2 separate regions of the Homo sapiens genome follow, and region 1 is linked to region 2. A link is a contact called in ENCODE Hi-C or POLR2A ChIA-PET data. All regions are on one chromosome and are shown on one strand. Each heading gives the region's core, a stretch centred on a gene start or an enhancer-like site at or near the end of the contact. The rest is flanking DNA. Distances are from core to core; before and after follow the strand shown.

Evidence for each region. A loop is a pair of places that touch in the nucleus more often than their neighbours do. ChIA-PET counts read pairs that join two places held with the same protein, here RNA polymerase II (POLR2A). Pooled maps may share reads with other maps.
Region 1: a loop to region 2 is called in a pooled map, with 1.8 times the contacts of the local background. The contact joins two enhancer-like sites. A Hi-C loop is called at or near these places in 2 of 37 single-sample maps with no recorded cell type and 3 of 50 pooled maps. POLR2A ChIA-PET finds 5 or more read pairs at or near these places in 1 of 52 experiments (activated CD4-positive, alpha-beta T cell).

Annotation. Positions count from the first base shown.
Region 1 is chr10:6,493,916-6,500,872 of GRCh38, forward strand. It overlaps PRKCQ (protein kinase C theta), which reads right to left. Exons shown (of 18, transcript NM_006257.5): 5 at 4,481-4,643; 6 at 3,305-3,336; 7 at 3,120-3,205. Among named protein-coding and RNA genes, the nearest start is that of PRKCQ, 83 kb to the right of the region's middle. Within about 2 kb of position 5,001, at least 5 of the 41 ENCODE cell types and tissues checked have a DNase peak (open chromatin) inside an H3K27ac peak, as active enhancers do.
Region 2 is chr10:6,289,666-6,296,219 of GRCh38, forward strand. It overlaps a transcript of PFKFB3 not described here and the pseudogene SDCBPP1. Among named protein-coding and RNA genes, the nearest start is that of LINC02649, 34 kb to the right of the region's middle. RefSeq lists an enhancer at 6,095-6,324. Within about 2 kb of position 1,611, at least 3 of the 41 ENCODE cell types and tissues checked have a DNase peak (open chromatin) inside an H3K27ac peak, as active enhancers do.

The DNA of each region.
Region 1 (6,957 bases), core at 3,751-6,250, 210 kb after region 2:
CTCTGAACCTGCCCCTTTGTTGGAGAAAATCATACTCCTGAGCAGGCTGACTCCGTCAAATTCAAATGGACTTTCAGCTCTGCTCCACAGTCTGACTGCTTTTCACGAGTCACCTTGCTTTCTCTAAGATAATTATCTCATAGATCTTCCTTTTTCCTCGAAGGCACTTGTTGCTTTCTCTTTTCCTTCCTCCAGCCATCAAACTCCATGGGGGACACATGCAGTCTAAGGGAAGCGCCTTTGTGTGCCCATCACCAAAGCTCCACACCCATCCCCATCAGCAACTGTCTTGCCCTACTCCCTTCCGGTTAAACTGTGGAAGCTCCAGGGACCAGTCTCCACCAGAGCTCAGGCCCTCTTCGCTTCCTGCCAACAGACTTGACTGTTTTGTTTATCTGTCTCTCCAGCTTTATCCATCTCTCCCTGGCCACGGGAGCACTTGCCATCCTTGGGGTCTCATTTCCCAGCCACTGTTCTCTGTCCATCATCTCCTTCATGGTTCACCTTCTTCATAATATCAACTTACAGGTTGTTTTCATGTCATCACCTCAGTCACCCTTCTGCAGGTCAATCAGACTAATGCCTCCAAGATGCCCCTGACATTTCTCTGATTTAAGCCTGTGAAGATCTGCACGTGGGCCTCAATTTCAACACCTCAACTGCACAGAACACAACCCACCTCTTCTTCTTCTGGTTTCTGTAACTTCATAGACTCTGGGTGTAGGAGGAGCGGTCTCTGAGCCCAGTTTCTCAATGTCTATCTCTGTCCTTTATCTTCTACCTAACATCTCATTTTAGATTCCTTTGTAGTCAGTCCTGAACTTTCTCTATTTCCTCACTAGGCAATCTCTTCAGCAACTTTAAAATCTACCTATATGATGGTCACTGTCAAATTTATAGGGTTGGGCCCTTGTCCCAGAGGAATTCCAAGCTCATGTGAAATTGTCTATTTGATGCTTCAACTTGGATGTCCACCTCTCCGACTCAACATGTCCAAACTGGAAAAATTCATCTCTCCTTCCAGTCTTCTTCACTCCGTCGTGGCTCTGTTATCTACCACACTGCTCGGCCTCGGGCAGAAGCCAGAACCTGCGGCATCATCCTTATATCCACCTCTTTCATCTAATCTTTTGGCAAATCCAGTCATTTCTAACATCAAAATCACCTGAGAACCTGCCCCTTTGCTCCACCTCTGCTGACGTCTCACTGGTATAAACCACCAACCTCCCCGCTTGGAGGATTCCTTCCATCTCCTCTGGTTTCACTTTCACATCTCAACGCACTATTTCTACTACAGCATCCCAAAGTGGGCTTTCTACTACAAGTTGCACAAAATACAATCATTTTTCCAGGCTCCAAAGAAACCCCGCATGACCCAGGCCTTGGTGCCTTCCCCAGTGTGGGCTTCCAGTCTGCGCAGCCCTTGCAGCTGTCACCACACTGGTCCCATTTCAGTTCCTGGAACACATTGGACTCTCCCTCAGCAGGGTCTTCCAGCCTGTAAGGAGCTTCCTTCCTCCTGCTCTTCACCTAACCAGCTCTGTCACTCTTCAGCTGTCAGTTTCAATGTTCCCTCCGTTGGGGAGATTCCCGGACCACAGAGTCTCAGTAGGCCACATGCTTACTCTCCACCTTGCACCTTGTTCACTATCTTTGTAGCACTTAATATAAATCGAAGCCATACATAGCTGTTTATTATCTGTTTCTCCAACTTCGCAGGACCACGTCTGTTTTGTGTTATGCTGTCATTGGAAGAATGCGGTATCTTCCATGAATCAGATACCCAGTGAGGATTTGTGGAATGAAAAAGGAAACGGTGGGAGAAGGAAGTCAAAAGATTTCATAATGAGTGACAGAGTGGAGTAATAGACATTGGAGACTACAGATGGCAGGATGGGAGGGAGGGAGGATTGAAAATTACCTATTGGGTGTAATATTCACTCTTCGGATGGTGGGTTCACTAGAAGCCCAGACTTCCCCACCAGGTAATATAGGCATAGAAGAAATCTGTACTTGTAGGCCAGGTGTGGTGGCTCATGCCTATAATCCCAGCACTTTGGAAGGCCAAGACAGGTGAATCACCTGAGGTCAGGAGTTTGAGACCAGCCTGGCCAACATGGTGAAACCGCATCTCTACTAAAAATACGAAAATTAGCCAGGCGTGGTGGCATATGCCCGTAATCCCAGCTACTCAGGAGGCTGAGGCAGGAGAATCTCTTGATCCTGGAAGGTGGAAGTTGCAGTGAACCAAGATGACACCACTGCACTCCAGCCTGGGTAAACAGAGTAAGATTCCATCTCAAAAAAAAAAAAAAAAAAAAAAAAATTGAAAAAAGAAATCTGCACTTGTACCTCCTAAATACATATAAATTTTTAAAAATTTAAAATTCATAATGATACACTGCCCATGTGCTAGCCCAGTTTCCCCCCTCCATTAGGTAAAATGTAATTTGTCTTCCGATTATACCTCAACGTTTACTCTAAAAGAAATATTTGCTTCTCAACATAAAATTATGCCTCTGTTATTATCTCTAACCTTGTAAATGCCATGTTGCTGTATCTTATCATCATTTGCCTTTATTTACTCTTTTACTGTCACTTCTAGCTGGGGGTGCCACAAGGATTATTCTCATATAATTAATCTAAACTATGCTTTCTGGCCACTTTCTATGCCATTTTTCTGGAAAAGTAGAGCAATGAAAATTCTTCCTGTATATAATTTGTGTATATTTAGGAGGTACAAGTGCAGATTTCTTTTTTTTTTTTCTTTTCTTTTTGAGATGGAGTCTCACTCTGTTGCCCAGACTGGAGTGCGGTGGCATGGTCCTGGTTCACTGCAACCTCCGCCTCCCGAATTCAAGAGATTCTCCTGCCTCAACCTCCTGAGTAGCTGGGATTACAGGCTTATGCCACCAGGCCTGGCTAATTTCTAATTCATCCTCTGGTTTGGGTAATTCAGTAAGAATCATTATTGAAGAGGAAAGAGTTTTGGGGAGATGGATGTTCACTGATAAATGGGAGGATGCAAGTTCTGGCATTATTCTGAAGAATTCGTGGGCTGTAACATTTAACGTTCTGATAAAAATCACTGCACGTCAAAGAGGAGTGTAAATACTCACCATGGTTTCTCGGCTATTGATAGCTGATCCTGTGCACTTTGCTATAACTTTATCAATACACTTCTTGTGAATTGCTGCATTGCATTCTGAAAAGAAGAAAAAAATCACAGCTTAAGATTTTCATAGCCTAAGGAATAACTAAATAAAAAGAATGATGGTAATGCAACCAAAACCCTCTTACTTACGTCGGCACTGGTAGCCCTGTTTGTTCAGGCCCCTGTAATAAAGCACACGCTGATTTATTTCAATGTTGGCATCAACATCAGCACCAACAGCATTTAAGAGATGGATGAGATCTCATAACCCCCTAAGATCACAGAGCAGTTTCTGATCAGCAGCCCTGTTGTATCATTTGCCAAGAGTATTAACAGAGTGTTTTTCATTTGAAGCTGCGTTTTAAAAAGTTTGATAATTAAATAAATGAGAACTGGCTGATTTATCATCCTTGTATTTTCCAAACATATAGAGATTAAAATGCATGAATGAAAATGCATGCATCACAGACTCTTCGTAGCACGTTTCCCTGTGCTAGATTTAAAAATTCATGGCCTCGCTGAGCTCACTACAGACGAACAAAGACATCTGTAACATTTTATTTCCTCTTTCTGAGCATCTGAGAATATTTGCAACCAACAAAGTCTCACATGCAGGACCGATTCCTGAGTGACATCCATGATTAGAGAGAAAGGAGGTTCAAGTGATTAGACGAAAGCAGGCTGATGAAAACCCGCCAAGTCGATCTGGCATGTGGATACCCTGGTTACACAGGAGCTGTGCTTTAACAGTTTCTGCAGTAGCCTAAAGGGAAGAGTATCCCTTAATAGGCTAGGATGCTGAGAGCCAGAAACAGGAGTTATTTCAAGTCTCCACTCTGTCATAGCCTTTGCTATGTGGTTACTGAGGTTTAAACTGATCTGTTTGATGGCTATTAAGATACCCAAGAGCCTCATAAGCATTTAAACCATTAGCTACAATGGCAGAGTGCTGCCTGCTGGAAAAAGTAGCACCAGCAGGGTTGGGCCATTAGGTGGGGGAAGTTTTGACTATAAAACTGGAAAACTGTTTGTAATAAAGATACCTTTCACTTCTGTTTCTTCCCACTTACCCCCAATAGCCCCCCCATTGAGGCAGAAACTAAAATCCCATGGGCATTTTTCCTGACTAGACCTGGCTTCCTCATGCACCTCTTTTATTGGATCACACCATTTGAACCTTCTCAGTTCAGGCAAGGTCCCTGACAACGCTGAGGTAGCATTTACTCCAGCACACCCCCCACAGTGGAGCATGCCAGCGTAGAGGATTAAGAAGACGCAACAAAATGCATAACCCGAAGCTTGGAGGGAGATGCCAAGTTACTGTACCAGACAAACTCGTGGCAGACAGAGCAAAATGTGGGCTGTGGGAAGAAGGTGGCAGTGAACTCGTGGCACTTGACGTGGTGGACCTTTGCCTGCTTGATGGCACCCCGGCGCTGATGCAAAGCAAAGAAGCCTTCCGTCTCAAATTCATTCATGTCCTTTGTGTCTACAGGAAGAGAGAGGGGAAGAAAGTGAAGTTCTGCAAAAGGACGACTCCTATTCTAAGCTGGGTCAGGAGGGGAGGGAGATGGGCAAGGGATGGAGGAGGACCAGCTCTGAGTACCTGCTGTAACATTCCAGGTACTCATTATGGTGGGTACCACACTAAGCATCTTTCCTCAAATTCTACAACACAGATTCATCATAGGGCATATTGTTAGAGGGTGAAAACAATGTTGGATTGCTGGCTCAATCCTTCGCTCCTCTTTGACTGGGCTGAGCGATATATCCTCTTCAAGTTTCAAAACCAGAGATTAGAACTTTGAAGGGATCTATCAACCTCTCTTTGTCACCATCAATGATGACTCAGTCAGAAAAGGCAGGAAGTGGCAAAGGCTTTCCTGTCTGTAATTCTAGAGAATCACATGGTTACTGACAGCCTCTTGGGAACAGCATTTCAGAGGTGCCAGGATGCTTTATAGCAGGTTGTTGGAGACATGCTGGAGTAGACTAGGGGGAGCTGACCAGGATTTTGTGTGAGGAGAAAGGAACTTTGGGACATTGTGTCCTGGTTCCTGATGTCCACAGTGATCAGACACACCAGCTGCCAACCATATTTACCAATGTGAAAAAGGCCAGAAAATTAATAGCTCACTGCATTTTTTTGGTGTCTAGGTAATCCTGTGCATTACCTAGTCATCAGCATCAAACCATCAGATTCAATCTATTCATTTTACTCTGGGCTCATAAATATTGGTGAAAGTGCTTTGGATAGTCACTGTTTACAGTGCCCTATACCTGAATGACATCTTTCCAAAGGGTTGAAAAACTAAGATAGTCAAATTATGAGAATGCTCAGGATGCCCTTGCTGAAGCCCAGGTCCTCATGAAACACCAAATTGTAAGGCAGTCATGGTTAAACAGCACAGTGGACACAGCAGGTGAGAGAGAATAACACAAGGAACAGTAAAGAAATAAAAATATCCACTGCTGTAACAAAAATGATACACAAATAAATATGTGAATAAATAAATAAGGATAATGAATTTAAATCCCAGAGTTATAATTTTGTAATAGCTTGAAGACTCTTGGATTACTTCTTCTATTTTGTTACAAATACAAAACATTGAGGTTTCATTTAAAAAGCAGGTTCATCATATTTCACAATGAGTTAATAATATTCAAACTAAATTTCTTCTATTGTGGCTAAGCAGTGGCAGTAGCCTGACAATGCGTTTGGGGCAAATTATCTTCCAAGATACCTTATTGTCCAATCCCTAACAGTGGCTAGATTAGAAACACTCTAGGTAGACAAAGGAGGAGCTGTGTGGGTAGAAACCTCCCCCAGGAATCCAGCCACATCCCAGGACACATTGTAGGACTGAAGTCTTTTCTGTAGTGTCCGCAGATTTGTTTTATGGCAACCCCAACTTCCAGACAAAAAGCATTTCCAGTAACCCTCTAACAGTTCCACAGATGGGACATAATACTTTGCCTAATACTTTAAGAGTAGGTAATTTTGGTCTTTTTACCTGGAACTAGGCTGGAAATAATAGATTTGGCTTGGTAAATGAGGGGTTAAATTAAGGATCACTGAGTTAATCACCTTCTTCCACAAGTTCTGGTCTAAATGTCCAAATCTATTTACAACTTGTGACTAGTATAGTAGGTCATTTGTTTATAACATGTGACTTGTTTCTATTTTGGTCCAGATGAAATAAAATAAAATAAAAATAAGTATAAATACACTTTTAAATGCAGGGAATGAAAGTGAATTATTATGGGGACCCTATACAGGTTTTTACTGTAAAAATCATATATGTTTATATGTATATTAAACATATTTTATACATATATCTATACATATATGTTTATATACATATATGTCTACATATAGTTTATATTTTTATAAACTATAAATATATAGTTATATACACAATTTCTACATTAGACTATAGTACTATAATTTTTTTAAAATATCAGGAATTTCTAGAAATGAATTAATACCCTGTTATTTTCTGTGATTTTCATTATTCTCTATTTCAATCATTACAAAAGAATAAATGTAAAAACATAGAATTCTTTAATTTTTTTTGTATTGACTATATTTATTTCTCTATTTACTGGTTTGAATGAGCTCATTGGTTTTTGCAATTTTTTTTCTTTTATACTAATGGATTCTAATCTATTTATGTGGTCTAACCTATCACTTGTTTGTAGTCAATCAAATTACAAGTTTCCTGAGCAGCTGTGAGTAAACTGCCTTGCTGAGTGTGCTGAAGAAACACATTATTCCTCACCCTTGCATGGCTAACAGTCAA
Region 2 (6,554 bases), core at 361-2,860:
TAGGATTGACTTGGCGATGCGGGCTCTTTTTGGTTCCATATGAACTTTGAAGTAGTTTTTTCCAATTCTGTGAAGAAAGTCATTGGTAGCTTGATGGGGATGGCATTGAATCTATAAATTACCTTGGGCAGTATGGCCATTTTCATGATATTGATTCTTCCTACCCATGAGCATGGAATGTTCTTCCATTTGTTTGTATCCTCTTTTATTTCATTGAGCAGTGGTTTGTAGTTCTCCTTGAAGAGGTCCTTCACGTCCCTTGTAAGTTGGATTCCTAGGTATTTTATTCTCTTTGAAGCAATCGTGAATGGGAGTTCACTCATGATTTGGCTCTCTGTTTGTCTGCTATTGGTGTATAAGAATGCTTGTGATTTTTGTACATTGATTTTGTATCCTGAGACTTTGCTGAAGTTGCTTATCAGCTTAAGGAGATTTTGGGCTGAGACAGTGGGGGTTTCTAGATATACAATCATGTCATCTGCAAACAGGGACAATTTGACTTCCTCTTCTCCTAATTGAATACCCTTTATTTCCTTCTCCTGCCTGATTGCCCTGGCCAGAACTTCCAACACTATGTTGAATAGGAGTGGTGAGAGAGGGCATCCCTGTCTTGTGCCAGTTTTCAAAGAGAATGCTTCCAGTTTTTGCCCATTCAGTATGATATTGGCTGTGGGTTTGTCATAGATAGCTCTTATTATTTTGAGATATGTCCCATCAATACCTAATTTATTGAGAGTTTTTAGCATGAAGCGTTGTTGAATTTTGTCAAAGGCCTTTTCTGCATCTATTGAGATAATCTTCTGGCTTCTTTCAAGATTTTCTTTTTGTCTTTGATTTTTTTTTTTTTTTTTGAGACAGAGTCTTGCTCTATTGCCCAGGCTGGAGTGCAGTGGTGCGATCTCAGCTCACTACAACCTCCACCTCCTGGGTACAAATGATTCTTGTGCCTCAGCCTCCTGAGTAGCTGGGATTACAGGCACCCACCACCATGCCCAGCTAACTTTTTTTTTGTATTGTTAGTAGAGACGGGGTTTCACCATGTTGGCTAGACTGGTTTCGAACTCCTGACCTCAGGTGATCTGCCTGCCTTGGCCTCCCAGAGTGTTGGGATTACAGGCATAAGCCACCACGCCTGGCCTGTCTTTGATTTTCTAGATGTACATTTCTTTGGTATTTATCATGCTTGGTGTATTTATCCTCCTCTGAGCTTCCTGGTTTTGTGGTTTGGTATCTGTCATTAATTTTGGAAAATTTTCATCCATTATTACTTCAAATATTTTTTTCTGTCTCTTTCTCTTTTTTTCTGTGTGGTATTCCCATTACATGTTTGTTGCATACATGAGTTTCATTTTTTATTTTTGTTTTTAACTTTATGTGTACATATTTAATTAAAATAGAATAGGCATAAATCAAAAACAAGAAAATAATCAGGATAAAGTGTCCTGTCATTTAGTTTGCAAGGAGGAATCAGGAAGTGCAACAAATTACTAGAAAAATATTCTAAAACCATCTGAAGTGGCTAGGTTACATAATCTTCAGAGTCAAATGCCAAAGTTAAGTATTATACCACTTAATCCACAAATGAAAAAAAAGAGGAGTCAAAAGTTTATCTTGTTCAGGCTGGGCGTGGTGGCTCATGCCTATAATCCCAGCACTTTGGGAGGCCAAGGTGGGCGGATCACTTGAGGTCAGCCTGGTCAACATGGTGAAACCCTGTCTCCACAAAAAATAAAAAGATTAGCTGGGCATGGTGGTGCATGTCTGCAGTCCCAGCTACTCAAGAGGCTGAGGCAGGAGAATTGCTCAAGCCCAAGAGGCAGAGGTTGCATTGAGCAGAGATTGTGCCGCTGCACTCCAGCCTGGGCAGTGGAATAAGTGAGACTCTGTCTCAAAAAAAAAAAAAAAAAAAGTGTCCTGTTTACTAGAACAATTTTTACATTCAATCTATAGTGCTACTGGCAACTTTCAGAAGAAAGAAGTTTCCATTATGCATTGACTAGAAAATCTCAAATACAACTAAGCAGCTATGCTATGCTATAGCTCGTTAAGTATCATTAAACTGCTCTGGGCTAGTGTACATTTCAGATTAATAGAGAACCACATTTTGCGTTTTAGAAAGGCAGCAGTAATTCTATTTCAGCTTTTAGTCTGGATGCTTAACACAGTTAAGGCGACAGTTCAAGCACATTAAGTGAAGGTAGTTAAGATTTCAGAACAATCATCACCATCTCTTACAACCTACATACACTGTTTAATGCTTACGTGGAAGGAAACCAGTGGTTTTTTTTTTTTTTTTTTTTTTTTTTGAGACAAAGTCTCACTCTGTTGCTTAGGCTGGCATACAGTGGTTTGATCTTGGCTCACTGCAACCTCCACCTCCCGAGTTCAAGCAATTCTGCTGCCTCAGCCTCCCGAGTAGCTGGGATTACAGGCATGTGCCACCATGCCTGGCTAAGTTTTATATTTTTAGTAGAGACAGGTTTTCACCATGTTGGCCAGGCTGGTCTCGAACTCCTGATCTCAAGTGATCCTCCCACCTCAGCATCCCAAAGTGCTGGGATTACAAGTGTGAGCCACAGCACCCAGCCGAAACCAGTGTACTTTTTTTTTTTCTTTTTTTTTTTTTTTTTTTTTTTTGAGACAGAGTCTCACTCTGTCGCCCAGGCTGGAGTGCAGTGGCGCAATCTCGGCTCACTGCAAGCTCCGCCTCCTGGGTTCATGCCATTCTCCTGCCTCAGCCTCCCGAGTAGCTGGGACTACAGGCGCCCACCACCACACCCAGCTAATTTTTTTGTATTTTTAGTAGAGACAGGGTTTCACCATCTCTACTAGCCAGGATGGTCTCGATCTCCTGACCTCGTGATCTGCCCACTTCAACCTTCCAAAGTGCTGGGATTACAGGCGTGAGCCACCGTGCCTGGCCCGAAACCAGTGTTCTTAATTGGCATTTTATACACACATACACAGAATTAAAAAAAAAAAAAACTATCAAGGGCAATCATTCTAAGTGTACTGTGGTAGAATGTGTTAAAAATGCAAACATCCCATAGAACTAAAGTAACATGAACAGCACTTCTCATGGCCTAGGAGAAAGGTGACTGGTTCTCACACAAAGCTAAGCCTGTATCAGTCATTCTAATCACAATGGCTTATGAAAGTATCAGGTTTCCGGAAAAGCAACTATTCCAGGAAAGTCAGTAAATCTCTTGAAAGTTTCACCTCTATAAAACCAGGATAAGGCTACAGCTCTCTTGAAATCTGAACAGGTTATCAGATGAAACAGTAAGATTCCCAGCCATAATGTGAGATGGAAAGATCCTCATGCAGCGTATGCTCAATTGCTGGCCCCAGAAAGCCTCACGTGCAGAATACAGAAGTTGCCAAAGAAGGAAACGGAGACGTTCAGCTACATTTCCGTCGTGTGATGAATTTTAAACCCTCAGGAATGGTGTGGTCTATTAGGCTTTTCATCATGCTTGGTGTCATCCACTTAATCTGTTCAAAGATAAAAGAAGACATGATTGTAATAGTAACTCGAGTCCCAGATGTTGACAGTATGTCTGCAATTTGAGAGTCCTTCAGTCCAGTGACCTTCTGTCTGTTGATTTCACAGATGTTGTGTTCTGTGAGAAGACCATTTCTGGCTACAGAACTGTCTTTCACTATGGATGTTATCTTTTCTTTCTTTCTTTCTTTCGGAGATGGAGTCTTACTCTGTTGGCCAGGCTGGAGTGGAGTGGTGCAATCTCGGCTCACTTCATCCCCTGCCTCCTGGATTCAAACAATTTTCCTGCCTCAGCCTCCTGAGTAGCTGGGATTATAGGTGTGCACCACCATGCCTGGCTAATTTTTGTAGTTTTAGTAGAGATGGGGTTTCACCACATTGGCCAGGCTGGTCTCAAACTCCTGACATAAGGTGATCTGCCTGCCTTGGCCTCCCAAAGTGCTGGGATTACAGGCGTGAGCCACGACGTCCGGTCTATTTTTCCATTTTAAATGATAAAACCAACATGTCCAGTGCTATCCTTATGCATGGTAATTGTCCATTCAAAGGGCCTGTCATGAATGGACGTAGAAATCTTCTCTTGAAAAGCCTGTTTGAGCACCTTGTGCACTTTATCTGAGCTCCAGCCTGCACAGTTTTCACCATTGATTTGGAGTACTTGGTTCCCAAATCTCAGACCAACCAATAAGGTTGGAGAGTTATCCTTGACTTGCTGAACACATATACCATTATCTATTGATTTAAGCCAGAGTTCAATTTTTCCATCTTGGTCCTTATGGCTTCACGAATTTTCCATCTTGATCCAATGGCTTCATGAATCCCTTGCTTAATTTCTGCTCTACAAATTCCAACATCATTACCAGTTATAGGAGCCATTGTATAGTTCGTACTGGAAGGTCTTGCTACCAACTGGCCCTGAATTGGCGCACCAGAAACCATGGTCATATTTGCATGTGTTTCTTCTTTATTTAAACTCAGGCCTATGTGTTGAGAGAGCTCTGGATATAGTTTGGAATAGAGGTTTCCATCTTGAGAGATGTGAACAGAAGCTTCTGACAAAATTGCTGGGTTGGCAGGGTTTGCAGCAAAAGCAGTGTATTAATCTGTTCTCACACTGTTAATAAAGACATACCTGAGACTTGGTAATTTATAAAGGAAAGAGATTTAATTGACTCACAGTTCCACATGGCTGGAGAGGCCTCACAGTCATGGTGGAAGGCAAAGGAGGAGCAAAGTCATGTCTTATATGGCAGCAGGCAAGAGAGCGTGTGCAGGGAAACTCTCCTTTATAAATCCATCAGATCTCGTGAGACTTATTCGCTATCACAAGAACAGCATGGGAAAGACCCGCCCTCATGATTCAATTACCTCCCACCGGGTCCCTCCCATGACACATGGGAATTACGGGAGCTACAATTTGAGATATGGGTGGGGACATAGCCAAACCATATCAAGCAGTTTGAGCCTGAATTATTTAGTCTACCTTCAAATCTTTGAGAGATGGAGAGAGATATTTTTGCAGGATTCTTCTAGACCACAAGGACCCACTTGCCATCACTGCCTCCAGTCATTCTGCATAAGTAAGTTTTAGATTTCAAGCCTCTCCTTTTGATTCTTTCTTAGAGTTTCCATCTCTCTGCCTCCATTTCCCATCTGCTCTTGGATGTTGTCCAACTTTTCCATTAGAGCCTTTAGCATATTAATCAGTTATTTTACATTTCTGGTCTGATAATCCCCACATCTCTGCCATACCTAGGTTTGTGTATGATGTTTGATTTGTTTCTTCAGAAGGTGTTTTTTTTTTGTTTTTTTTTTTTATCATGCCTTGTAATTTTCTGTTGAAAGTCAGATATGATGTATTGGGTAAAAGGAAATGACATAGATTGATCTCTAGTGTGTTTATCTGGCTAGGAGTGAGGCTGTGTTCACTGTTTGCTGTAGCTGTAGTGTCACAGATTAAAATTTTCTTGAACACTTTTGTTTTTGTCTCCTGTGATGTCTTGGGTTTTCCTAGAGACTCCTTGAATAGGGTCTTAGGCTTGTAGATTTTATTTTATTTTATTTTTTTGAGAAGGAGTCTCACTCTTGTTGCCCAGGCTGGAGTGCAATGGTGCAATCTTGGTTCACTGCAACCTCTGCCTCCAGGGTTCAAGCCATTCTCCTGCCTCAGCCTCCCAAGTAGCTGGGATTACAGGCGCCCACCTCCACGCCTGGCTAATTTTTTTGGTATTTTTAGTAGAGATGGGTTTTCACAATGTTGGCCAGGCTGGTCTTGAACTCCTGACCTCAGGTGATCCACCCCACCTTGACCTCCCAAAGTGCTGGGATTACAGCCGTGAACCACCGCACCCAGCCAATTTTTTTTTTTTTTAAGCTGAAATCCCGTTATTATACAGGCGCCATCTTGATGTGGTGGTGAGGTGTGGGGGTTAGGGAAGCATTCTTTACTTTTCTGATCAAGTCTTAGTCTTTTAGTGAGCCTGAGTTGGGTGTTTCTCTTCCCCCAGGCCAGCTGGGCCTTGGTAAAACCCCAGTAGGTTAGACTCTGGCAAAGTAGTTTCCCTTGAGGGCAGAACTTGTTAAAGAGAACAGAGAGCTCTGGGTGTATTTCAGAACAGTTACTTTCCCCCTCCTCTGCTGGAAGTTAGAGGGTACTTTTCTCTGATCTTCACAATGGAGACCTGGTGGAATTCCCCAAGGCAAAACTCACACAAGCGTGGGCACCTCCCTAAGACTGGGTCCCTTTAGAGCTTTCAATTCTCAAGCTAGTTTACACTGAGCCTCCAGCAACTAGTTGATGACAGTTTCACACACTACAACAGATATTGGCTCCAGCTGTGAGTTTCTGCTCCCAGGAAGCTGTCATTCTTTGTATTTTTCTGTCTCTCCAGTTTTGGGGACAGAGATTGGCTCTGTGACCTCAATTCTCTGATGGATCAAAAAGTTGATGATCTTTAGTTTGTTCAGCTTTTTTTCTTGTTGCAAGAATGGGAGAGATGACTTCCAAGTTCTTTACTGGAAGTTGGCATTTTCTTTTTTTTCTTTTCTT